Linked DNA regions of Mus musculus: region 1 is linked to region 2. The links are chromatin loops, found by intact Hi-C in ENCODE. Cell type or tissue: left cerebral cortex. All regions are shown on one strand.

Evidence for each region. A loop is a pair of places that touch in the nucleus more often than their neighbours do. Peaks named below come from ENCODE experiments on the same cell type or tissue, not always from the same donor. Only the 100,000 strongest peaks of a DNase experiment are listed, where the experiment ranks them.
Region 1: it touches region 2 in a loop (4-fold over the local background); 2 of 42 quality-filtered maps call a loop at or near these places.

The regions. Positions count from the first base shown.
Region 1 is chr6:140,358,535-140,363,534 of GRCm38, reverse strand. No RefSeq gene overlaps it. Among named protein-coding and RNA genes, the nearest start is that of Plekha5, 63 kb to the left of the region's middle. In left cerebral cortex, no CTCF peak of the experiment used is centred here; DNase peaks (open chromatin) are centred at 2,353 and 3,633; H3K27ac peaks cover 863 bases.
Region 2 is chr6:140,421,957-140,426,956 of GRCm38, reverse strand. It overlaps Plekha5 (pleckstrin homology domain containing, family A member 5), which reads right to left and starts at 2,858. Exons shown (of 31, transcript NM_144920.3): 1 at 2,701-2,858; 2 at 2,501-2,580; 3 at 402-459. The coding sequence starts at 2,792. In left cerebral cortex, CTCF peaks have their summits at 1,930 and 2,514; DNase peaks (open chromatin) are centred at 2,158, 2,819, 3,113, 3,755 and 2 more places; H3K4me3 peaks cover 3,206 bases; H3K27ac peaks cover 2,227 bases.

The DNA.
Region 1 (5,000 bases), 63 kb after region 2:
CATCTCTCCAGCCCCACAGAGGTCTTTAAAACACTTCTTATTTGCATTGGAGCCTGTGAGCTCTCTAAGTTCTCTCAGTGTGTTTGTAAGCCCATCACCCCACTGGTTTTTGCTGCTTCTTCTTTATCTGCAAATGCTCCCCCCTAGTTCTCATGCCGGAATTCTTGGATTTTTTTTTCCTTCAGTTTTCAATAATCATTATGTATGTATAACTTCTCAGTTACCCAGTTAATATCTTTTTTGGGGGTGGGAAAGGGACAGAACCTTATGTGTCTAAGCTAGCCTCAAACTTGCTATGTAGCCAAGGCTGACATTGAACTTAATGATTTTCATACCTCCACCTTCAGAGAGCTGCCACCATTACAGTCATGTACCACCACAGGCACACACACAGTTCACGTGGTGCTGAGAACTGGACCCAGGGCTTCAGCCATGCTAAAGAAACCTACTAGCTGAACTACATCCCTGGAGCCTGATTAGTAGACTGACCTTGGCTTTTATTTCTTGGTAACATGAACTTTAATTTAGGCAGTTTAGCCTTAGATTTCCATTCATTTCTCTGTTTTTTTCTTTATTCTCTCTCTCTCTCTCTCTCTCTCTCTCTCACACACACACACACACACACACACACACACACACACACACACACACACTCATTGTATTCTGTCCCTGGTGTGGTAAAATACTATAACACAGAATTTACTGCTTTCAAGTTTGCTCCTGTGATATAGGAAAAAAATGAAATGCAAAGATACGAATCAAAAGTAATTTCTTAATAAAATCTGAGACCTGTGGTACAAGTTTTCAGAAGGCTGATAGCGAGTACTAACAAGTAGGGTCTTATCATGCTGTGCCTTGTGTTCCTGGGGTGTCCTCTCTCACCCTTGGGGCTCTGTCTGTCCTTTAGGATCCCCGGGACTTTCATGACTCAGCTGCCTGTCAGCAGAAGATTAACAGGAGTCACTACAGCAGGTCTGTGTGTCCCATCCTGTCACTCCACTGCCTTTTCTCTGATCCTTTGTACAGCTCTCGTTCTAATTCAGAGACATTTTAGAATTTTAAAGTTTTACACTACGCCAAATTTAAAACTGTGCTTTTATCTATTAATATCTCCCCCAACTCTGTCATAAAGTGGAGGGATGGTGTTTTATGTGACAAGCTACCTGTACTGGGTAGTTTTATGTCAACTTGACACACAAGCTAGAGCCACCAGAGGGGAGGAAGCCTCGGTTGAGAAAATGCCTCTGTAAGATTGGGCTGGAGGCTAACTGTGCCTTATTTTATTAGTTAGTGACTGGTGTGGGAGGGCTCATTCCATCATAGGTGGAGCCACCCCTGGGCTGCTGGTCTTAGGTTCTATAAAAAAGCAGACTGAGCAAGCCATAATGAGCAAGCCAGTAAGCAGCTCTTCCTCCAGGGCTTCTGTGTCAGCTCCTGTCTTTGGGTTACTGCTCTGTTTGAATTTTGTCCTGGCTTCTGTCAGGGATGGGTTGTGATGTGGAAGTGGAAGCCAAGCAAACTCTTTTCTCCCCAACTTGCTTTGGTCATGGTGTTCATCACTGTAATAGGAACCTTGACTAAGATACTACCCCTTATCTTCTTAAAAGACTGGTTCCCGTTTTCACAAAACATGTGGAATTATTTATTTTACGTGACTTCTTTAAAGATGTGTTTATATTTATACCTGTGTGTGTGTGTATGGCTAGGTGTAGGCTATGTGTACAAGGGCCTGAGGAAGTCAGAAGGGGGCATCTGATTCCCCCAGAGCTGAGTTACAGGCTGCCTGTGACCCACTGTGTACCTCCAGAGGACCCAGTTCAGTTCTCAGTACCTTTACAGAGTGGTTACTGAGAACGGAACCTGGGTCCTCTGGAAGAACAGCAAGCATTATTAACCACTGAGCTGTCTCTCCAGACCTTACTGGAATTATTTAAAAGAGAAAGTAGCTAAAAATATGTTTCTTAGCCAAGTGTGTGGCCTATTTTCCCACGCTGCCATGTAACATTGTCAGGGTTTCTTCTCACGTGTAGTTTTACTGAAATTGGAATAGCTGCAAATTATCTTTTAGACAAGTTGCCTTCGTGAACAGGTTTGCAACTGGCATCAGTAGAAACTGATCACTGCTGCCTTGCATTGAAGACTGACCGTTGGCAGGGCTGGAAGTGGGGATGGTGTTTCTGAACGTAGGGACCATGGGCTGAGAGGCCCAAGGGGGAAGGCTGGGAAGCAATGGAGGATTTAGTGGGCCCAAGAATGAGGAGACATGGCAACCATCCCTCGACCAAAAATACTTAGTGCACCTCTTGTCTCAGTTGCCATGGAAACCATCTCCACAAGTTCTCTTGATCTTGCGTCACTCACTGGGTATTCATAGTCCCTGGAGAAAGAACCTGGTTGGGTGAATTTAAGTCATGCCTCTGACTCAGGCCTAACAGAAAAAGCAGATAGAGCAGAGACACCTCTATTCCTCAAGGCAAGTGTGCTTTTACCATGAGTGTGTACAGTGAGGAAATCAGTGGGCAGTGAGCTACTGAAGCCACGATTAAGATCCACATCCACTAAGGGACTGGTGGCCTGGGTTGAGTTGCTTCTTTGTTAAAATAGCACAGTGTAGTAGAATCTAAGGGGAATGTCACAAACACATGCATGCACCCATCAAATGATGCTCATTGGGTACTTATGGAGAGAATAATCTAAATAATATGCTAACCAATAAGAATTTACAATAAGATATACAACAAAGAGGGTGTAAGAGATTATCTTTGTTTTCTCATTGTCTTTACATTATATGTCTCTCTATATATAGATATCTATATCTATCTATCACAAATCTATTCACCTATCAATCTATCATCTATCACCTACCTATTCATCTATCATCTATCACTGATCTACTCATCTATTTATCACCTATCTATTCATCTATCTATCTATCTATCTATCTATCTATCTATCTATCTTTTAGCTATTAATTTGCTTTTGAGATGTAGAAAAGGAGAAAGAAGAGAAGAGAAACAGACAAGAGGACCTGAATAGGGAGTAAACTAGGGGGTGACATCTGTGAGCGTGGGACATTGTGGGACCCCTGCTAACTGCATCGCAAATCTTTTGGGGGACCCCCCCTTCTGCTTTCTCAATGTTTAATACCCCCCCACCCCAGCCTCCTCTCCATCACACAGAATTTTCTGCACACTGGATCAAACATTCAGATAGGTGAAAAGGCCCCATATTTTAATTATTCTCTCTTAAGCGATCTCTCTCCCTACCAAGTCCATTCTTTGCATTCTACTCACGGGTCTCAGTACTAATAATGATTCTTTTGTTTTTCAGGAGGGAATGTCAAAATTAAGAGAACTGTAAAAGCCATTCACCATCCATTAGTTTTATAATTAGCCCGGGATGGGCTGAGGGCACGATCAAGCCTCTGTATTCCTGACAACTTTTCTGTGGATTCTTATTGTTTTTGCAGATGACAAGGTAGATTTGGTTGCCTCTTGTCTCATCTGACAAGCTGACTATTGTCAGGCAGATGTCTTCATTAAGTCTGTGTAGGAAGACAAGAGAATCAGAGGGAAGAAGCAAGCTGCTTCCTTCTGGAACTCTGCATAGGAATCATAGATCTTGTGGGATGATCTATGAGTAAGAGTAGCTTGTTCGGTGTTGTGTGTGGTGGTAATTGTTTTGGGATTAAAAACACCTGTGCCGAACATCTGCTGGGTCCTGGCACCTCATTTTGTCATCTTAGAATATGTAACATTATGCCCCACTTCAGAAAGCAGTAACAATTGAGGTATTTAGGTCATAACGTTTAGCAGAGAGGAGTATGGGAATTACGTGAGATTAATCAAAGATGGCGGAGACCGAAAGTGGAGCAAGAGGAATGGCCTCAGCTGCGCGGATGTTTCCTGGCGAAGTTCCTCCTGTCGGCAGCATCCACCTAAAGTCAATTTTGTCCGTTTCCGGTAGATGTGATGAACGAGAATTGAGGCCTTTGGACATTTAATATTCCTCCTTCTCTACTCCCAGCTGAAGGATCAAAATCGCCTCTTCTGTCTCACGGCTTAAAGTTGGCTCCTTTCATGTCTCTAAAAGCTTGTCAAGCGCCTCTTCTTGGGATTTAGCCTCCTTTTTGATTCTTTGGTGCTTTTCAAGTTACCTCATATTCTCGCACAGGTCATATTCTAATTTATCGTTAAGTAGCAAAGCTCTTGAGTTCCCGGGGCAGCGACTAATCAGGCTTGAGAAAGTGGAGCCCAGGATGAGCTGTGGGGCATCAGAAGCGACCAACAGAGCAGGTGCTGGCGACCAAACCGGTGGCAGCTGTTTGTCAAACTCCCAGTATATCAATTGATATAAACATTCAGATAATTACATTTAGTTGCTTGCTTGCTTATTATTTATTTTTTCCACTTATCTTCTTCCAACTCACTGTGTAGACAAGGGTGACCTTGACCTGATCCTCCTGCCTTCCCTCTACCTTACAAGGTTTGCATCACCTTGTGTGACAAGATTCAGGGTTTATTTTTTTGGTGCTGAGGGTCAAACCCAGGGTCTCACACATGCTAGAAAAAAAAAAAGTTCTACTACTGAGCTGTATTGACAGCCTTTCCTTTTAAAAATAATTGCTTGTATCATGTGTATGCATGTGTGTCTCTGTGTGTGTGAGCATTTGCACGGGAGTGCAGGTAGCTGGGTCGTCAAAAGGCATCCGATCCTTTGCGGTTAGAGTTACAGGTGGTGATGAGCTACACCTCCTGTGGATGCTGGGAGCTAAACTTCGGTCCTGTGCATGAACAGAATGCTCGTTTATAACCTGTGAGGCATCTCTCCAGCTTCAGCTCTCACATTTGGATGACAAGCTTCAGATGAAGAAATGATGCCCCAAAGCCTGATGAAATGCAGAGGATCATTATAAGAACAACAGCTACAAACTGTGACCAAAGGAGCTTTGACATAGTTACAAGAACAGTACCTAGTAAGTATGTACACTATTACAAAAT
Region 2 (5,000 bases):
CACTCTGAAGGAGGAATAGTCACATAGTACTGATATTTTGTGTGTGTGTATACAGGAGTTCTCTTACCACAGATAATCAAAAGACAAAACTTGTAAGTACTGCAGAGCTAAAGTCAGAAGACTTTACAATATCCCACCAAAGAAACATACTGAAACATCAAGCAAACTAATATGGCGAAAAGTGACCTAATTTGCAATGTGTGGATCCATGAATACCCAGGCAAATAACAAGATAATGAATGAGGCTACCCTCTCCCTCAAAATTTCATAACCATATAAAGGATACAATTAACACTGTACAACACACTTTAAGATAGAATTGTGTATAGACTCAGAAGTATCCAACTTCAGGTTCATTACAACATTTGAATTACCAAGGGAAGCAATCAAAATTCACTCACTTTATATAGTATCTTGCACCTTCGAACGTATATGCTTCTTCCCAGCCAGTGGGCAAATCTAAAAAACATATGTTACAATTAGTATTACTTCAGTGAGACTGCAAAATAAGCTTAAACCCATCTTATCTGTCTTCACCATGTTCATTTAAGTATGTGTCGATCCAAAGTCTTGGCTGGCAAGATCATTAGTCAATCAATATAACATTATTTGGAATTTGGAAGATGACAATTCAAATTTAAAGCCACCAGGAAAGTTCCAGCAATATTTGAGATGACCTAACATAATTATTCCCTTTAACAGTGGTCAGGGTGGGAAAGGATCAGCTGTGATATCCCAAAGGCAAAGTCTTCGAGCCCTGGTAAAACACCCATCACTGACTGCACAAACCCCAAATGGGCAGCATTTTGCCTTTTTAGGTATATCTTGTTTATTCAAAACCCTATTTTTCAATTCGAATCCATTTAGGTTTCTTCTACCATGAAAGGAACGCAAGCCTTCAATTAGTGGAAAACTGACTGAATCCTTACACACGAGTTTCAACACACTTGACCTGAAGAGAGGTGGGGTTTCAAGTGAGCGACTGCATCTTTATGTGCCACTTATGTGCCACAGGCCACTTATGTGCCACTTATGATGACAAGAGCTTTGGATTTAATCACAGCATCTCCAGAATGAAAAGGCACACATGTGTGCACAGAACGGGAGCCCAAGCAAAGTAAATCAAACAAGAATAAATAAATAGATAAATGCGAAATCACATCATAGAATAAAATATTTCCGGCATGTGACTGCTATTTTTTAATCTGTGAGGGTAATTCGAAGACATTCGTGTCATACGTAATCAAAATAGGCCTGAGATAATGCCATAAAACATTTGGGCTAAATTCTTTTAACCCTATATTGTCTTCCATGAAATAAACGTGCCCATATCCACAAGGGTAACGAGGCTATCAAAGTTGCAAATGCGTACAGTAAACAGGCTGAAGCTAAAGAGTGCAGAGAGTTAGGAAACATGACGGTTTATTAGTCAGAAATGCCCTAAAAATGTAACCTCATCATGCCTGCTACAGCAGCCTTCCCTTTCCTCCTCCACACTTGTGCAAATTTGGACACATTATTAGTCACTTCACTGAACTCCAGCGTTTAGCAGAAAAGGCAGGTTTGTTCACCCTTCTGGCAACTTTAATAGGAGATCCTCAGAACCTCGGAGCTGGCGAGAAAAGTACCCAGAGGGAGAGACAGAACTGGGCCTCACCTTCGACCCAACTGTTCTCAAGCCTTTGCAGTCACCCGGAATAGAGGCGGGCCAGTATGAGAACTCACGTTACGTTTCAGGCAAACAAGTTGGGTGAATGTAAACAAAGAATGACAAAAGAAAGCCAGACCAGCACTGAAACCACCACAAGCCCTCCTCCAGCTCAACTCATGCTAAACATTCAAGAAAGCTATCAAAGCAACCCGAGATGCATTTCCTCGTGGAACTGGGGCCCGAAGGCCCCCCACGCGGGACCGCCCTGGCTCGCCCACCGCCTGCTGGTGGTACGTGGAGCTTGGCTGCGGCTACCGGGGACTTTTGAGCCGGGATCACTGGCTGCGGCGCCCGCTCCAGCGTCCTAACTCCAGCGGCTACTCGGGTAGCAGGAGGGGACTCACCGGTGTTTGGATCACATGGTGGGGGGGCACCGCAGCACCCCTAACTCTTCCATCAGTCACCTACCCACAGTCCCACTTAGGAGAAGTAGGAGGTGGTGGAGGAGGAAGCTGCTTGGCAGAAAGCAGTTCTCTGGGGAGCAGGGCGAGGATGCGGGACCGTCTCACCGCAGGGGTGCTGGGATGCGGGGAGCAAAGGGGAGCGGGTGAGGACTTCCTAAAGGGTGCTGGAGGCGGAGACGGGGGCGATCCGGGGTAGAGGGGCGTCGCCCATCCTCGGGGGGCGTCCGGGAAAGGATGGGGACCAGGGCGCCAGGAAGAGGGCGCCGTCTCCAAGCGCTGATGAAAAGGCGGAGAAGAATAGGCGCCCCGGGACTCAGTCGCGCGGAGCCCGGAGCCCCTCCAACCCCGCCAGGTGGCCCGGAGCCGCAGCCCCGGCCGGCCCTACCTGTGCTCTGCCGCCGGTGCCCGGTGACCACGGCCTCGCCGGTGACCGGGTGTAGCCAGGTGGTGCTCTTGGCCTCCTCGCTGCAGGGAAGAGAAGGGACAGGCGCTGAGCGGCGCGAGGGGCGACCCACGGGGGCCCCCGGCCCGCTCGCTCCCACCGCTCCCCCCAGCCGCCCGGCGGCGCCTCCCCCGCCCGCTCACTTGATGAAGAAGACGCGGCCGCCCCTAGTGATCCCGTACGTCCAGGAGCGCGGCAGCGAGCAGATCCACTCCAGGTTCAGGTCGGCCGCCATGTCTGCTCCCCGGCCGCCGCCGCCGCCGCCTTGTGCTGCCGCCGCCGCTGAGGAAGGAGGGCGCGAGCGAGCGAGCGAGCGAGCGAGCGAAAGGAGCGCAGGGCGCGCGGCCCGGCCCGAGCGCGCCCCCGCGGCCGCCCTACCCCCTCGGGCGGCGCCCTCCCCGCCGCCCCGGCTGAGTCCGGCCTGCGTCGCCGCCCCTCGGCATCCTCCGCGGCCGGCCGCCGGCCCGCGCTGCGCTCGCTCGCTCGCTCGCTCGGAGGCTGGGCGAAGCGGCGCCGCGCCCCCGCCAAAGCCCTCCCCCGTGCCCCGCCCGCGCCGCGCGAAGGTTCCGGGGTCGGGTCCCGCCGGCGCCCGCCCGGAGGGCTGGGCTCCGAACCTGTGAGGTTTTGAATCAGCTACTGCCTGCCTAGCCCGGGGCTTCTCTGGGAGACGCCGGGCGTTGAAATGGAAAACTGCTTTTGGGAAAGGCTTTTCTGGTGTGTGGCGTGCCAAATAAAGGAGGGTCCGCGAGTGAGCTCGGACCACTGAAATGGGACTGATTCAGACTTAAGGTCTTTTTGTTACTGGTGGTTTTTTTTTTTTCCTTTCTAAGCTTCTGAGCCATATAATAGTTTAGAAAATAAAAACTTGCCTTTTCCTTTCTTAAAAAAGATGCACTTGATTATCAACGTGAATTTCTAGGCTCCCAATCTCTCTCATTTATTACAAGGGCAACTTAACTTTACGGAGTCCTTGGGGTGGTGGACATTTAAATCCCTTCGAACTATGATTGTCTCCGTTTCACTGAGAGGGGCAAAGAAACGTAAAGGAACAAAGGTGATTGTGCCCAGGGTTATGGTGAAAAATGGCAAAGTCTGAATTCAAATCGCCTATAGATTTCCAAGAGTCTACTCGAATGAATACGTTGCTGTATAGTATTTTTAATGCCTTGGCACCCCCGGCCCCCTTGTCCTTTGAACAAAGGAAGGGTTCACTGCTAGTAAGACCTCCCTTGCACCAGTAAAGAGCGCTATGCTTGCTCCTTACTGCCCCTGGTCCTTCATCATCACTCTTGGAATTGTCTCCATGGCTTTGCAGCAAATGACTCATCCCAGAGGAAACACAGTTCAATAATAACAGTACAACTTGGCATTCTCGAAGCACCTTTTTTTTTTTTTTCCCTGACCAGTTTGGATGCTTCTGAGGCATTCTCTCATTCATCTTCCCAAGTAACTGAAATAAGTAAATGATGCTTTTCAACCTTTAAGGAAACCAAGGCACAGGGAGGGTGAATGCCCTTGGCCAAAGCTCCTGATGAGCGTGCATTTTCATTGGCTTTTCCTCCTATCTCCTGATTCCCCAAGGCCATACGTCTCTGGTGAAACGGAGACTGCAATTACTGCTATAATTTTCCTGTCCATCTGCATATACAGGAGGAAAAAAAAATACCATCGCTGTAATGTTTTCTCTTTTGGGTTCGTTTGTATTCTGCTCCCTCATTTCAGTCCTTATTACTTTTTGACATCTTATCTCCTACCCAGTCTCTGGAAAATATGACTTTTTTTTTTTTTTAATCAATGAATAGCTGGCAGGAAATGTCCCACATTAGCATCAGTGGTCACTGGCACAGCACAGCAAGTATAAGAAGAGCTGTTGACTCTCTGTTATCATTACAAACTTAAAAGTCTCCCAAATGCCACAATAGCTTATGAATCTAGTGCTTGGTAGTCCTGCTGAGGGATTTGGATGTTTGCATACCACCGAGAAGTCTATACGTTGACTGTGTGCTGTGCTCGGCTTCTATTTAGCTCTGGATCTTTGGATACTACAAGATGTGTTCACAGAAAGCACATCTCAAAAGTCAATATAGATTAACTTATGTATCTTTCAAAATCGCAACCAAAGGCTATGGATGTAGTTCAACTGTAGAGTGCACATTCTATGCTTGGGGTTTGGGGAGGTAGAAAGAGAGACAGAGACAAGAGAGAGAGAGAGAAGGAAGAAAAGAAAAACATTTGCAGTACTCAAATAGTAATCTAGAATCTTTTCGTTTGTTTCGTTGTTTCGTTTTGTTTTGTTTGTTTGTTTGTTGAGACAGGATCTCACTGTATAGCCCAGGCTGTCCTGGAACTTGCTCTGTTGACCAGGCTAGCCTCTAAATCGGAGATTTGCCTGCTTCTGCCTCCAGAATGCTGGATCTAACGGTGTGCACCACTGCTCCCTGTG